2 separate regions of the Mus musculus genome follow, and region 2 is linked to region 1. Evidence: chromatin contacts called from ENCODE Hi-C data. All regions are on one chromosome and are shown on one strand. The core of a region is the stretch at or near the end of the contact, and the rest is flanking DNA. Distances in the headings are between cores, read along the strand shown.

What was found. A loop is a pair of places that touch in the nucleus more often than their neighbours do.
Region 2: a loop to region 1 is called in a map of v-Abl transformed pro-B cells, with 2.6 times the contacts of the local background. The contact joins the promoter of Resp18 here to the promoter of Ihh in region 1. A Hi-C loop is called at or near these places in 4 of 37 maps with a recorded cell type or tissue (Patski, T-helper 17 cell, regulatory T cell and 1 more).

The regions. Positions count from the first base shown.
Region 1 is chr1:74,945,863-74,952,978 of GRCm38, reverse strand. It overlaps Ihh (Indian hedgehog), which reads left to right and starts at 1,307. Exons shown (of 3, transcript NM_010544.3): 1 at 1,307-2,079; 2 at 4,414-4,675; 3 at 6,232-7,116. The coding sequence starts at 1,765. The coding sequence ends at 6,890.
Region 2 is chr1:75,272,493-75,280,021 of GRCm38, reverse strand. Resp18 (regulated endocrine-specific protein 18) reads left to right here and starts at 1,607. Exons shown (of 6, transcript NM_009049.2): 1 at 1,607-1,820; 2 at 4,305-4,409; 3 at 5,493-5,625; 4 at 5,812-5,854; 5 at 5,976-6,065. The coding sequence starts at 1,715.

The sequences.
Region 1 (7,116 bases), core at 58-2,557:
AATACATGAGCAAAACAAATGACTTGAACTTCAAATATAGATCATCACGGTTTCCTTTGGTAGAGGAAGGTGCACGCGCACGTGTGTGTGTGTGTGTGTGTGTGTGTGTGTAGCATCATGATTTCTCTAGCATGTCTAGCATGGTGGTACTACTCCCCTGCCATCCCAGCACTCCGGAAATGGAAGCAAGAGAATCCAGAGCTCAAGGCTAGCCTGGACTCCGTAGGTGAGAGACTCCATCTGTAAAGAAAGGAAGGGGTTGAGGGTGAGGGTGAGGGAGGAAGATTGAGCTTTCTAATTATAACTTTATTAAATTTGTGGAACCCGTCGCAAACAGCACAAGATTTGACATTGTGGTGGTGATCTGTGCCCGTTAACACACTTGCGTCTTCTGGTTTGGGCAGTATAGATTATAATTCATCTGCCTTCCTGGATGTTCTATTAAAGTGCACAACCCTCATTCGCTTCCCGGGCAGTCTCTGCAGAGTCCGTGGCTTCTAACACTTCTGAAGTAGGACGAGGAGGAGCGAGTGATTCCCAGGCAGTGCCCGTCTGCAGGTGGATTGGGATCCGTTTGTTTGTTTGCTTGTTTGTTTGTTTGTTGTTTATGCAGCACGCTCAGTGCTCTTCCCTCTCTGTGGATGTCCCCACTTCAGGCTGTTATTCTGTATGGCCTTTCTCCCTTGTTTTTAACAGTGTTTCCAGTCCTATTTGACTCCTGACAAGGCTACATTGCCTCCACCCGCATCCCCTAGTTCTGTACTGGGCAGTATAGGGTCCCCAGCTGTGCACCAGGTCAATACAGAACCCTGCTCCTCCAAGCTGAGAAAGGGAATGTTGCCAGGGCCAGGGTGGGGCACCAGGTTATGAATGACCTCCAGCTTTCGGGTTTGCTTCTCCGCAGGGGACACCGTAGGCGGTTGTGCGGTCCGGCCACTACCCCCCTCTTGCGTCCGGCTGCGACGTGGGTTGCGGTCTCCGTGGGGGTGGCATCTCCTGTCCAGGAGATTTGCGCCTGGTGGGGCTCCCAGGAGCCGCAAGGAACGGGAAGGAGAGACCAGGGTGGGGTGAGGCCCGTCAGGAGGACAATCGCAGGCAGCGCAGGGGGCGCAAAGGGCAGCGGGCGGGTGGACGCGCGGCTGAGGAGCGCGCGGGACAGGGCTGGCTAGCCTTGGGGCCGCCCGCCGGAGGGGGAGGAGGCTGTGCTGCCCTTGCTGCAGGTTCGCTGTCGAGCGCGCAGGAGGCAGGGACATGGATAGGGTGCGGTCTGCGCGGGTCCCGAGCCCGGATCTCTTCCATTTCCCCTCTCACTCGACCCCGGGCTGCGCCGCAGACGGCAGCAGCTCCCGCTCTGCCCGAGCCGCCTGACCGCCGGGCCGGGGTGCTAACCGCGGGTCCCTTCAGTCCGCCGGCCGGGCCAGCCCAGCCCAGCCCGCCGGCCCTCAGCCCCGCCGCCCGCCGCCCCCCGCCGTCGCCGCGTTGCCAAAACAAACGGGCCGGCCTATTTATTGGCGGCCGGCGAGCCGGGCAGCTCAGAGTCGAGGCGCCGAGGGGGACAGCACGCCGCCACCAGCCAGGGCCCCGGGCCCCCGCCCCGCACCTGAGTCCCGTCGGCCTTGAGCCGCGTCGCGCTGCCCATGGCGCCCCCGCATGGAGTCCCCAAGAGCCACCCAGACGCCTGAGTCCCCGAAGCTGTCCCAGCCACGCGCCCACCTATCAGCCCACCAGGCGCCCTCGCCCGCTGCTCTCCCGGGCTACCCGGCCATGTCTCCCGCCTGGCTCCGGCCCCGACTGCGGTTCTGTCTGTTCCTGCTGCTGCTGCTTCTGGTGCCGGCGGCGCGGGGCTGCGGGCCGGGCCGGGTGGTGGGCAGCCGCCGGAGGCCGCCTCGCAAGCTCGTGCCTCTTGCCTACAAGCAGTTCAGCCCCAACGTGCCGGAGAAGACCCTGGGCGCCAGCGGGCGCTACGAAGGCAAGATCGCGCGCAGCTCTGAGCGCTTCAAAGAGCTCACCCCCAACTACAATCCCGACATCATCTTCAAGGACGAGGAGAACACGGGTGCCGACCGCCTCATGACCCAGGTGAGCGCGATCGGTCCTCCCAGCGCGCCATCGAAGCATCGCCACCTGCCCGGCCCTATCCTCTCTTCTAGCACCTTTTTTCTCGACTGCCTGGCACGCCCCCTGGCACCTGCCCTTCTTGTGAATCCCGGGTGTCTTTCTGCCCAAGATGGGCTGGCCAAGGAACCCCGCGGGAGTGTTAGCATCCGGGATCCCGCCCGGTGTCTTTGAGAGGAGCTTTCTGCCGCTGCCAAGCCCCGCAGGTTGGCGGGCGGCCCCTCTGCCCGCGAGTGCTGGCAGCTCAGGTCAAATCTGGAACTTGAAGGTACCTGGACCTGGCTGCCTCTTGTGCCTCCGGGAACCACGAAATCCCTCTCGGCCTAACATTTCTCACAGCCCAGCCCTGGTCATTACGAAGCCGTTTGGCATCCCTGAGGCGAAGAAGCTCAGGACACCGGGGACCCCGTGGCCTTCCCTTCCCTTGTGCCCTTGGTTAGCTGCGCTGCCCTCTCCTGGAGCAGCGACTTGGCTGGTTCTGGGCTTAAGGAATAGCAGGGGAAAGAAAGTCGAATGTGGAGACAGAGGTAGGAAAGGGAACCAGCCGAGGGAGCCCACGTGTCTGTCGCGAGGGCTGAGCGGCGCGGTTGCGGTTAAAGGGTGGGGTGCTGGAGCCTTCAGGCTCTGAGACCAAGCTTGGGGAATCCTTGAGCTTGGTAGCACGGACAAGAAAGATTGGAAATAGGAGTAGGGATGCCTAGGAAGGCAGGGAGCAGAGCTGACACTAACTTATCTCTGCATGCACGGAGCAGGACCCAACTCCACCAGACATCAAGGACACACACTTCTTTCTCCGAAGTCTGGTGTGCCTTGGGAAAGATACACACCCCTTTCCGCTAGGGTCTATCGGCTCTTCCCCTGTTAGAAGACTGCCTTTAGGAAGAGCAGCTTAACCACGGCCTTCAGCATGCGCCCTGGCGCCGGGGCCGGCCGGCCGATGTCGGGGCCGAAGGTTGGCCGGTGGCCGGGCCGGGCTGGGCGCCGAGGAATGCAGATAAGGATCCGGGCCACAGGCTGGGCAATCATTGACAGCGAGGGCCCAGGCTCTGTACCCGAAGGAGGGGGTAGAGGGGAAGAGTCAGGCGGCAGCTGGCTAGTGAGGTTTAAGAACTCGATCACAGGGATCTAGAAGGAGCTACCAGAACCGAGCTACACCCCCGGGCGGTGGGGGTGAGGGCAGTGAGCACCCTCAAGCCAGGCTGCACAGTATGGATTTAGTCACTGTTGGCTCTTGAGGTTAAGTCCAAGGGTCTGTAAGGGCCTAGGCTCTGTGGGGGCAGAGGTAGGTTGATAGATACTTGGCGGGATCTCACACCTTACCTAGGTGTTAAAGACTAGTGGAGGGCTCCTTCCTCGTAGGTGGAAACTCCACCCCCTTCCTTCAGTCAAGTGCACGGTCCCTTGGGCAAAGGACAGGGATTCATGAATAGGCAGCCACTGATGATCCCCCTAGGGTGTCGCTGTTCAAGGAAGATCCAAGGATTCAGGGCCAGTTTCTTGAGATCATAGGCTCGGTTATTTCTCCATCCTTTCCTAAATAGGGACACTACACCCTGGTGGAGGTGGGAGAGTTTACAGGTCCCTTCTAGGGGGTCTCCCTGTGTCCAAGTCAGAGAGGAGGGGGACTGGCTCTCTGCCTGAGGTGTCTCCAGCTAAGCATAGGCAGGTGTGGGTTCAAAAGAAGGTTCCAACGGGAACGTTTCGTGTCACTTGCTGGCGGAATCTAAGAAGAACTAGAAATTTCTACCAACCCTCACCCCCACCCCCAGATCCGGGCCGCTGTTGGGTCTGCACCTGCCGTACTGGCAGGGCTCGGTGTCTGGTGGCCTCAGCTCTGAGGCTGCGGTGACACCTACTGGGCACCTTTGGCCTTGCATGCCCAGCAGGCCAGCCCGCAGGCTGTTAAAATTTCCTCCCTCGTGACAGACAACCCACCTTGATGCCTAGGTAAAACCGAGCAACCGGGCCCTGGAAAAGCATAGCTACCCTTGTGGCGAATCCAAACGCCAAGCAAGTGACAGGGAGCCAAGTGGATCTCCACAGACTGGAGAAGAGTCCCCTGAGAGTTCATGACTCCATGCGTCCTCCAGATCCGTGGCGCCACTGTGTGGCCTAGGTCCCTGGGGACTCAAAGCTGCTAGACTGGGAGAACACATTTAGAGTCCTCTACTCCTAAGGGAAAAGGGCAGAGGTCCTTCCAAGTTTTCCAAGTCCCATGAGTGCTGTCGAATCTTCTGTCACCTGCTCCCCACCGGGTGGCTTCCTTTCCCTAACTTCGAACTTCGTTCCCCTCCACAGCGCTGCAAGGACCGTCTGAACTCACTGGCCATCTCTGTCATGAACCAGTGGCCTGGTGTGAAACTGCGGGTGACCGAAGGCTGGGATGAAGATGGCCATCACTCAGAGGAGTCTTTACACTATGAGGGCCGCGCGGTGGATATCACCACCTCAGACCGTGACCGAAATAAGTATGGACTGCTGGCGCGCTTAGCAGTGGAGGCCGGCTTCGACTGGGTGTATTACGAGTCCAAGGCCCACGTGCATTGCTCTGTCAAGTCTGGTGAGCCGCTGCTGCCGGGGGGCTGGGCCCGGGGCCGGGGCCGCAGGGAGTGGGCAGGCAGCGCAAAGCCCGCTAGGGCCAAGGAGAAGATGGCCTCCGGGGGATGGAGGCGGGGACCCGAGGGAAGAGGATTTCCGAGGCGGCGGCGGCGGCGGCGGCGGCAGCGCTCCCTGCAGCTGCTTTGGACTGCTTGCTCCTCCCATGTCCGGTAGTGTCCCGGCAGGAGCCTAGAGAGACAGGGCCTATTTCCCGAACCACTGAGTGCTGACCTGGTGGTCCACAGCCCAGAGACTGCCACAGGAAGTGCAAGACAGAACAAGTTGAAGAGATGAAGGAAGCCAGGTTGGCAGGCACCACTGTCCCCGATCCAGGCCCATGCAGAACAAGGCATGATGGGGCTAGGGGCCAGAGTGTGTCTAGACATCAGAGTGCCCGACCAGAAGCCTAGAGTTTCAGAATCTACCACGCAAATGCAGGTCAGGCCTCCCAGAGGGGCGCAGGCGTCCCCAATCTCCTCCCCAGAGCCCCAAAGCTGGACATTTTGGAGGTAAATGGACTCAATAAAGTGGATTTTTCCCAGATTGGCCGCCTTGTTGATCAGAACTGGCAGGCACTGGAGCCTTGCCCCTCATCCCCAGTCTCACCAGTGTCCCTGTCACTTACACTTAACCCACTCACAAATGCTTCACATGGTTCTGTGGGTCCCACTCGACTGCACACCCCCTCTACATAGGACTATATAGTAGTTGCACTCAAAGACTGGCACACTAGACTTTTTTGGGGGGGTATTTTTGATTCCCCCGGGTTTCACAAGGGTGATCCTACCTACTACCCCCACCCACAACCTGACCCTTCCAACTGTGTGTACCTAAAATCATACCCACTTCATCTATAAACACCGGTCCAAAGGTCAGCTCGCCAAGTGGCCCATCCTGTTCATTACTCCTGACTCCAAACGCTGACCTCCATTCCACCATCTGACGCCACTATGTCCGCCCCCGCCCCCCCCCCCCCCCGCATAAGGGACCAACATATGAACTGAAAATGATGGGCTTTGTCCTTGTCGTTGCCCCACCCCCTGAGCACTCGATCTGGGGATGCTTCAGGAGCCTGTTTTTTCCACGGGTCAGCTCTGTCACAGTCCTTAGAATGCCACTCTGGGAGGGCCATTTCTTGGAGGTATTTGATCAAGTGGTAGAACAGACCCTAGCAAAGCTAAGCCAGCTTCTCTATTTCCACAAGGCTCTCTTGGGTTCAGGTCACAGTAGCAGCTTTGCTGACCTCCAGCCTCTGGAATTCACGACAGAATCTAGTGGGGACATCATCTGGTGCTCCAGCCCCTGTGTGTTCCTCTCAGTGGCTAGGGTTTGGGCTAGAGAGAAGAAGGGCAGAGGATCAAGCTATGGGTTGGTGGTGGGTTATCAAAGAGTGGGGTATAGTGATGGGGGGTATCTGAAAGCAAGAGAAGCTCTCCTGGGTTAGGGTACTAGGGGCGGGACACTGTGTCTGAGAGTAAGCATCCAGCAGTAACACCTTCATGTCCCTTCTACCTACAGAGCATTCGGCCGCTGCCAAGACAGGTGGCTGCTTTCCTGCCGGAGCCCAGGTGCGCCTAGAGAACGGGGAGCGTGTGGCCCTGTCAGCTGTAAAGCCAGGAGACCGGGTGCTGGCCATGGGGGAGGATGGGACCCCCACCTTCAGTGATGTGCTTATTTTCCTGGACCGCGAGCCAAACCGGCTGAGAGCTTTCCAGGTCATCGAGACTCAGGATCCTCCGCGTCGGCTGGCGCTCACGCCTGCCCACCTGCTCTTCATTGCGGACAATCATACAGAACCAGCAGCCCACTTCCGGGCCACATTTGCCAGCCATGTGCAACCAGGCCAATATGTGCTGGTATCAGGGGTACCAGGCCTCCAGCCTGCTCGGGTGGCAGCTGTCTCCACCCACGTGGCCCTTGGGTCCTATGCTCCTCTCACAAGGCATGGGACACTTGTGGTGGAGGATGTGGTGGCCTCCTGCTTTGCAGCTGTGGCTGACCACCATCTGGCTCAGTTGGCCTTCTGGCCCCTGCGACTGTTTCCCAGTTTGGCATGGGGCAGCTGGACCCCAAGTGAGGGTGTTCACTGGTACCCTCAGATGCTCTACCGCCTGGGGCGTCTCTTGCTAGAAGAGAGCACCTTCCATCCACTGGGCATGTCTGGGGCAGGAAGCTGAAGGGACTCTAACCACTGCCCTCCTGGAACTGCTGTGCTGGATCCAAAGGCCTCCTCACCAGGAAGGCTCTGGCCCTGGAAGGCACCTGGCCTGAGGTTGTCTCCGTCCTCTGTGCCAGAGTGGAGACACCATTGAGACTTGACCAGGTTTGCTGGGCCCCGAACCTTCATCTTGGTGTAGAGCTGTGAACTGAGCTGACAAGCGTGTGGTAGGCTCTCTTTTCCTA
Region 2 (7,529 bases), core at 358-2,857, 330 kb before region 1:
GGCAGAGGCAGAGGCAGAGGCAGAGGCAGAGGCAGAGGCAGAGGCAGAGGCAGAGGCAGAGGCAGAGGCGGACAGATCTCTGAGTTCAAAGCGAGCATGATCTACAGAGTGAGTTACTAGATATCCCTTGGCTGAAAAAACCTTTCTTGAAAAAAAAAGAAAGGAAGGAAGGAAGAAAAGAAAGGAAAAGAAAGGAAAGAAAAAAGAAAAGAAAAGAAAAGAAAAGAAAAGAAAAGAAAAGAAAAGAAAAGAAAAAAGAAAAGAAATTTCTCTGAGTCTTAACAAGCTTCCCTTTATGGTTTCCTGAGTCTTAAGTTTCCCTCCTGGGTGGTATATGCCAATTCATTGTTTTATAGCACCTCTCAAATTGCTTCTATAAATCATTTAAAAAATAAAATGTTAAGCATATAATCGGTGACAACAAACTTTCAGATCCTGGCGTGGGAAAACACCTTGTGCCAGACAGTCCTGTTAATATATACTGACTATATATATTTTTTTTTTCCAGGCAAAAGACAAATGAAACTGTGTGAAGACACAGAGTCCAAACAAAAGGAAGAAAAGTGATTGGGATCATAACCCTTGGTGAGTAAATGTTCCACCAGGTGAGTTCTACATTTCCCCCCACGACACGGCGGACAGTTCACCGTTCCCTTCAGCACCAACAGACTCTAGCAGAAAGTAATGGTGGAACAGGCTGGGGAGCAGAGTTGCAGGTTCTTAGGTGCCAAGGCAGCCAGAAACTGAAGAGGAATTCTGGGTAATGAGTGGTCTACAGAGAGAGAACCTGAAATCTGAATGCAAATCTCCCCTAAATTCTCAGCTATCTTCTAAATAGCACATGCACAGGGGTGAGATTTCCAAGAGCCTAAAGGAAAAGCCAGATATCTGAGCAAAGATTTTGGCAGCTGCCACGGTTCTAAGGAGGCAAAGCCTGGAGCCAGAACCCACAAAATTAGAGGGTCTTCCTAAACACCTCACCGAGTCTCAAAACACCCTGAGCAGTAAATACTGAAGAAAGACAATGCAATCCAGAGACTCCACAAAGCATCAACCCAAAAAACACCCACTTTACAACAAAACTTAACATTGGAGCTTAGAAACATGGCACGGGACAAGTGGCAGTGTGCCAGGTACTTAGTTATCGAAATAGATCTATTTTAAAGTGTACGGTGGTTAGGATTTGGGCAACCACAATGGCTGTGGGAAAATAAGGATGGACATTCAGTGTTTTGCGGGTTGAACCCATATGGTTGCTAAAAGATTTTAAATGGATGAAGAGAAAACGAGGTCGAAGGCAATAACCAGTCATCAGGCTGAGTGCTCACTCTTCCCTCGCAGTTCATATTTAAATATCACAACCAAACACATGAAGTTGGTTCCATTTCCACCCCCATCTCATATGCAATCAGTCTCTCCTTCCTTGGAGATTGAGAATGGCGGCTTATCTGGAAAAGTGTGTAGAGGGTGGGGGGCAGAAATTCCAAAAGGTAGAATGGAGAGAGGCCAAAGAGGATGGCTAACTTGGGTAAGCAGCTGCAGGGGCAGAGCCTGCTTGTGATTGGCCGAATTGCAGAGGAGGGCTCTGCAGATCTCTTGTCGCGTCTCTAGCGCTAGAGGGTGAAAAGTGACATCCTGGCACAGGCCCCCTGGCTATTGTTGCTACTTCCACTACGACCTAGCTCGAGGAACCGTGAGTTTGGATCCAGCCAAGATGCAGAGTTCGTTAAAGCCCGCGGGCTCCGGGCATCTTCAGCTACTGGTCTGCTTCCTTCTGCTTTACAGTCGTCCAGGCAGCTGCAGCGACATAAACGCCCACGGTCAGGAGAGAACTTGGGGTGGGGGTGGGGAGTGCGGACAGGCCAGAGAGCAATTCTGAGAGCAGAGGTTCTGGCCTTCAAGGCTAAAAGACTCAGGAGGAAAACCGTTTAGGATGACAATAGAGAAACGCAGAGGGTTTCAGCGGGACAGAAGCAGTCTTGGCATTTGGTGTTCAGGGTCTAGACAGAAGGAACGACCCAGGGAAAGGTTGGGGGTTGGGGAAAGAGTAGGAAAAACAGATGAGCCAAGGGTGGCTGCAGTACACCCCAGACGTTTCGGGGGGGGGGGGGTCAGGAAAGAGATAACCAGGACTAAGTGGAAAACCAGGAGTGCTCGTATTTGGTTATCTTATCAAGGGAATAAGTGGGTGGGGCTGAGAGACAGAATCAAGGCTCAGCCATAAACCTGCAGAGTACAGGGGCTGGACCCGGTTTCATGAAGTGGGGGAAGCTAGGTTGGGGTGAAACAGGTTGGAGGGAGACCATTCTACTTCCTCCTGTTCTGATCTGCGCCATCCTGGATGGACCTGGCCGGCACTCACTTGGTAACAGTCGGGGAAAGACTGCGCAGCCTCAGAATACCTGCGCAGACCATTGCACAAAGTCCTAGTCTGACGCCCCATCTCCCTGCGGGATTCTTGGGTTTGGAAGCCAATGCAGAGGATTCGCAAAACACTGCGGGTGGAGATCTGGTGTCAAACAAGGGGAGAACTGAGGCAGGGTGGGAACGGAGTAGAATGGGGGGTGGGAAGTGCAGGTGCCAAGGCGTTGTCATTACCGCCCGCAATGACTACATCTGACCCTCCTCAGCACCACGGACAGCTCCAGCCCATTCTGTGGATCCTGGTTTCCCCATGTACTTTACCAGACACCCTCTCAGACTGAACATAGCCTCTTCTTTGGAAGTTCTCTTTTTTACCAGGACACTAGAACCTCTACTTCTTTCTAGGGCCAGGAAACTGTATTGTGAATCTATCTGAATGGAGTGAGGGAGAGAATTGCCCATTCTTGGAAGACCTATGATTTGAGGCTAGCCTGAGATACATAGCAAGACAAAGAGTTTTGTTTTGTTTTGTTTTATTGTTGTTGTTTGTTTTTTAATTAACTGAAGTGGAACAGGGAGAATTTTTTTCTTTAACACTACTCACTTATCCTTCATCCCTGCCCTTCTCTTACACACCATTGAGCAAATTGTGTTTCAGGGGAAAAAATCCCAACCTTCAGACCTTACACATAGGAATACAGTCAGCCTTCCCTGCCCCCACATTCTTCATCATGAAACTCTGCGTCCTCAATTCTACCAACTATAGATTGAATGCAGACACATGCACCGTCATTATTCTCTAAGCAATGCATAAAACAGCTATTTACGTTATATATTGGCTATTATAAATAATTGGGAGGTTGTTTAAAATATACAGGAAGAGACTGGCAGGAGGACTCAGTAGATAAATACACTTGCCACCAAGCTCGACAACCTTGAGTTGATTCCCTAGGATGCACACGGTAGAAAGAGAGAATTGACTATGGACGTTGTCCTCAGATCTCCAGACTCATGCTGTGGCTTATATTTTTATGTGCATGTGTTCACGTGTGTGGATGTGCACACACACACACACATGCTAAATGCGATTGAAAATAAAGTATGCAGAAAGATATGTATAAGTAACATACAAATAATATGTTGTATTAGAGTCTTGAACATCTTCAGATTTGGTATGGAAAGTAGGCTGAGACCTAACTTCTTTTTCTTTTTTTCTTTTCTTCTTTTCTTTTTTTTTTTTTTTTTTTTTTTGAGACAGAGTTTCTCTGTGTAGCCCTGACTTTCCTGGAACTCACTCTGTAGACCAGGCTGGCCTCGAACTCAGAAATCTGCCTGCCTCTGCCTCCCAAGTGCTGGGATTAAAGGTGTGTGCCACCACCACCCGGCGAGACCCAACTTCTTGAAGACACCTTGGGAGCTGGTACTTTCTTTCTAAGGATTCAAGTTCTTTCCCACAATCCCTCCTGCCTTCCAAGTTTTCCTCAGGGAGCAGCTCATCTGCTTCTTCATGTTCTCCCCGTCCATCACATGTGGGCGGCTCCCAGGATTCTTTCCACCTGCACCTTCACATGCTACTTTTGCCTGTGTGCTTGGTTCTTGGCTAGATATGGATACCAAGAGTGAAGGAAAGCCAGGTGTGCTGGTACTCAGCATAAATCCCAGCACCTGGAGGCAGAGGCAGGCAGATCTCTGAGTTCGAGGCCAGCCTGGTCTACAGAGTGAGTTCCAGGACATCTGCAACTATTTGTAAAAGGTCCTATCTCAAGCAACAATAAGAAGAGTAAACAGAGTTCAGGGGCCAGGGGTGATGTGGAAGAGGAGGAAAGAACCTGTCTCTATTGTTAACAATGAGGGGGGGGGAGATATCAGTGTCTCTTCAGCTGGGATTTGAAGTGAATCTGACCAAGGTGCTTGCTGACAGCACCCTGTTTTGCTCTTAGATGGTCAGGGCCAAGTGGGATCGGAACAGCTCTGGACATTCCAAGGACTTATTGCTTCAGTCTTCCAGTACTTACAACTTATATTCCACCAGATTGTACCCGAAGGTAAGCAAAAGCTGCAGAGCAGAGGTGGGGTCCTGGTCAGCTGTTGGGGAGATAGTAAAAGACTATTGGCCAGGGGATAGGATTTCTGTTGTTGGATGCCTCTAGTTTCTTATTACCTTAGTGGGGAAGGGAAGAAGAGGCTGCTGAACACCCAGGAAGAGAACAAACAGCACACAGGTCCTTGGAACTGGTCCCAACCTCTATCACAGTCTGAGTCCCCCACCCCCACCCCACCCCCCAGAGCTGAGATTCCTTAAGTGCTCAGCCAAGAGACCAGCTGCAAACCTCAGCCTTTGTATAGAAAGCGAGGAAGCTATGTAGTAGAAGAGAGAGATGGAAGGTAGTAGGGAATCCATTATTGATAGAAGGCTGACCCTTCCATAGATGTTCACATGCATGTAGGTAGGAGAAGAAATCTACCTTGAATCCACATTATCATACCCAATACTTTAAGAAGTATGCGCTTCCTTAGATCTGTAAGTCTCAAGGTGCATCCTAGACCAGCAGCATGGGTGTCGTCAGCAGGGAATCTGTCAGAAATATTAAATCTTAGGTCTGGGGAGGTTGCTCAGCTGGAAAGTGTCTGCCATCCAATTGTGAGGTCCTGAGTTTTAATCCCCATCAACCACACAGAACAGGAGTAGTGGTGTGTGCTGGTGAAACCAGTGCAGTGGAGGGTGTGGGTGGCAGGGAGGGTAGAGATGGAGATCCCTGGACAGTTATTAGTTCAGACTAATCAATTCAGTGAAGGACCCTATTTCAAAACACAAGGTGAAGAACCAACCGGATAGCTCAGTGGGTAAAGGCACTTGCCACTGAGCAGATGAACTGGTTCCAGTGTTCAGACCACTTATAAAGGCATAAATCTTACTCTGATCTCCAACAACCACATGCACATGTACAGACACACACACATGCACACGTACACACAGACATGCACACACACACACATTCACAATGATATTGATAATGATATATAGAATGAAATGAAAAGTCAAGGGAAAAAAATCAGTCTTACATATACTTGAGGGAGAGGTCACTCTGGCCCCTGGTGCCAATTCAGTCTGTCTTTTCACCCTACAGGCATGTTCTGGGCAGATGACATAGCCTATGAGTTAATGACCAAAAAGGTGGAGCACCTCAGCAGACTCCACCCCCAGTATCCATGCAGGAAGGATATGAAGGCAGTTTCCCCCACGGCAAACGCTGGGGTGAGGTATGGAAACCTGTGGTAGGCCTCTGCTGTGTAGGGTACTAGAACTGTACGTAGAAGCTACCAGAAGTACTGAGCTCCAGCAGTTACCTCTAGGGGAACAATTCCATGGGGCATAATAATTGTACTTACAAAGGGGGAGAGGGGTTGGCAAGCCTAGGTTCCTCCTGTCATCCCTGACTCTTCTAGGAGCAAGCAAGAGGAGAAACTTCAACTCTTATCTCCCCAAAAGGTGAGACCATTTATCTTCCCCCAAATTGCAAAGCCTCGACTTTGGGTCCTTTGGATTTCCTGGTAAGACCATCTCATCCTTCCTGCCTCCTTCCTTACTCCTGATTCCTCTCTCCCATTAGAGTCCAACAGTCAAGGTGAACAGGGACCGATGCTTTACCACCAAAGTAATCCCAAAGGCCACCAAACAAGAGGCCACCCATCCTACCAAGGTGAGTGGCTCAATTTGCCCAAGGAGACTAAACCCAAAAGGGTGTGTTTAAATGGGGGTGGGGGGAGGGGGAACAGGTACAAAGGAGGGAATGGGTGTTGGGGTGAAACAAATAAACTCTTGTACCCAAAGGGTAGTCCTACTTGTTTATAAACTACTATCTAGACATCCAGATGAGAGAGGAGGGCTGGGCCATGACACCCCAGAAAGCTCCTAAGGAGGAAAAAGGCTGCAAGATCGTGCATCAGACTTAAAACAGGAACCAAAAATGGAAGCATTGTCAGTTTAGATGTGAGAAACCCCTGTATATGGTGAAGGCAGGGTGCAGAGACTTCAACCCCATTTGCCTTGCTTTGCTATATGGACCGGGTAAGGATCATCTCCTTGGATTCCAGACTAGAAATCACCATGTCTAATATATTTACAGATGAAAATTTGGTGTACTGGCTGGGCACAGGCACAGGCTGGTTACACAACTTCCTCAACCTACCATGCTCTGTGCTGCTAGACCCAGACCTCCCAGTCTCCAGCTTCCCCTGTGTGATTCTCGCCCTCTCTCAAGGCCTGTTCCAAGCATCAGACTTATCAATAATAAAAAGGCTTGTTTAGAGCTAAGACACAAATGACAAGAGAGTGGCAGAAGAAATCACAAAGGAAGGGCACTGTAACCACAAATGTCCAGAGGCAAGAGTGCCCTGGCCCTGGCCCTCCAGAGGAGCAGAAACCTCCAGTGACAGCTGATCAGATAGAAGGAAGCCCATGCAGGGGCTCACAGAGCACGTGTTACATTTTATTCCAAGGACGATGGGGAGCTACTGAAATACTTTGAGGAAGAGAATGTCCTAATGGGACATTTAGTTTTTAAAAGGCCACCCTAGATGTGAGGCATGGTGGGACATTAGTACTCAGGAGGCTGAGGTCACAAAATTGTAAGTTCAAGGCTACAGAGCAAAACCCTAACCCTCATTAAAAAACAAAAAACAAAAAACAACAACAACAACAACAAAAAAAAACACTACAATGGTGTTAGGTGAATAGAAAGTAAGAAGAACAAGAATGGAAACAAAGGGGATGTGAGAGAAGGGCCATTCTGGTCCATGGAGGTGGGAAAGGCTTGGATTTGGGCAGTAGCAAAGGAACTGATAATTGTCCCTTCCTGCTTTCTGTATACACACCTTCCATCTAGAGACAGCCTGTGAGAAGTAGGTCCCAGCCCTTGATACTTTCCAGGAAAACAAGCTCCCATTTCTGCAGCATGACAGCTAGAATTTCTAAACCTGAATTAGTTGCTGGGGTAACACAATATGAGATAAATGACAGAGACCCACCTGTGTGGAACTGGTTGTTGTAGAGCTTCCAGGAACACGAATGAAGTTCTGCCGTTCTTCTCCAGCCCCCAGTATAATGGAAAATCACAGGGCAGGGGTGGGGCTTGTGTGTGGGAGCCAGGGTCTTGGGCTAACAA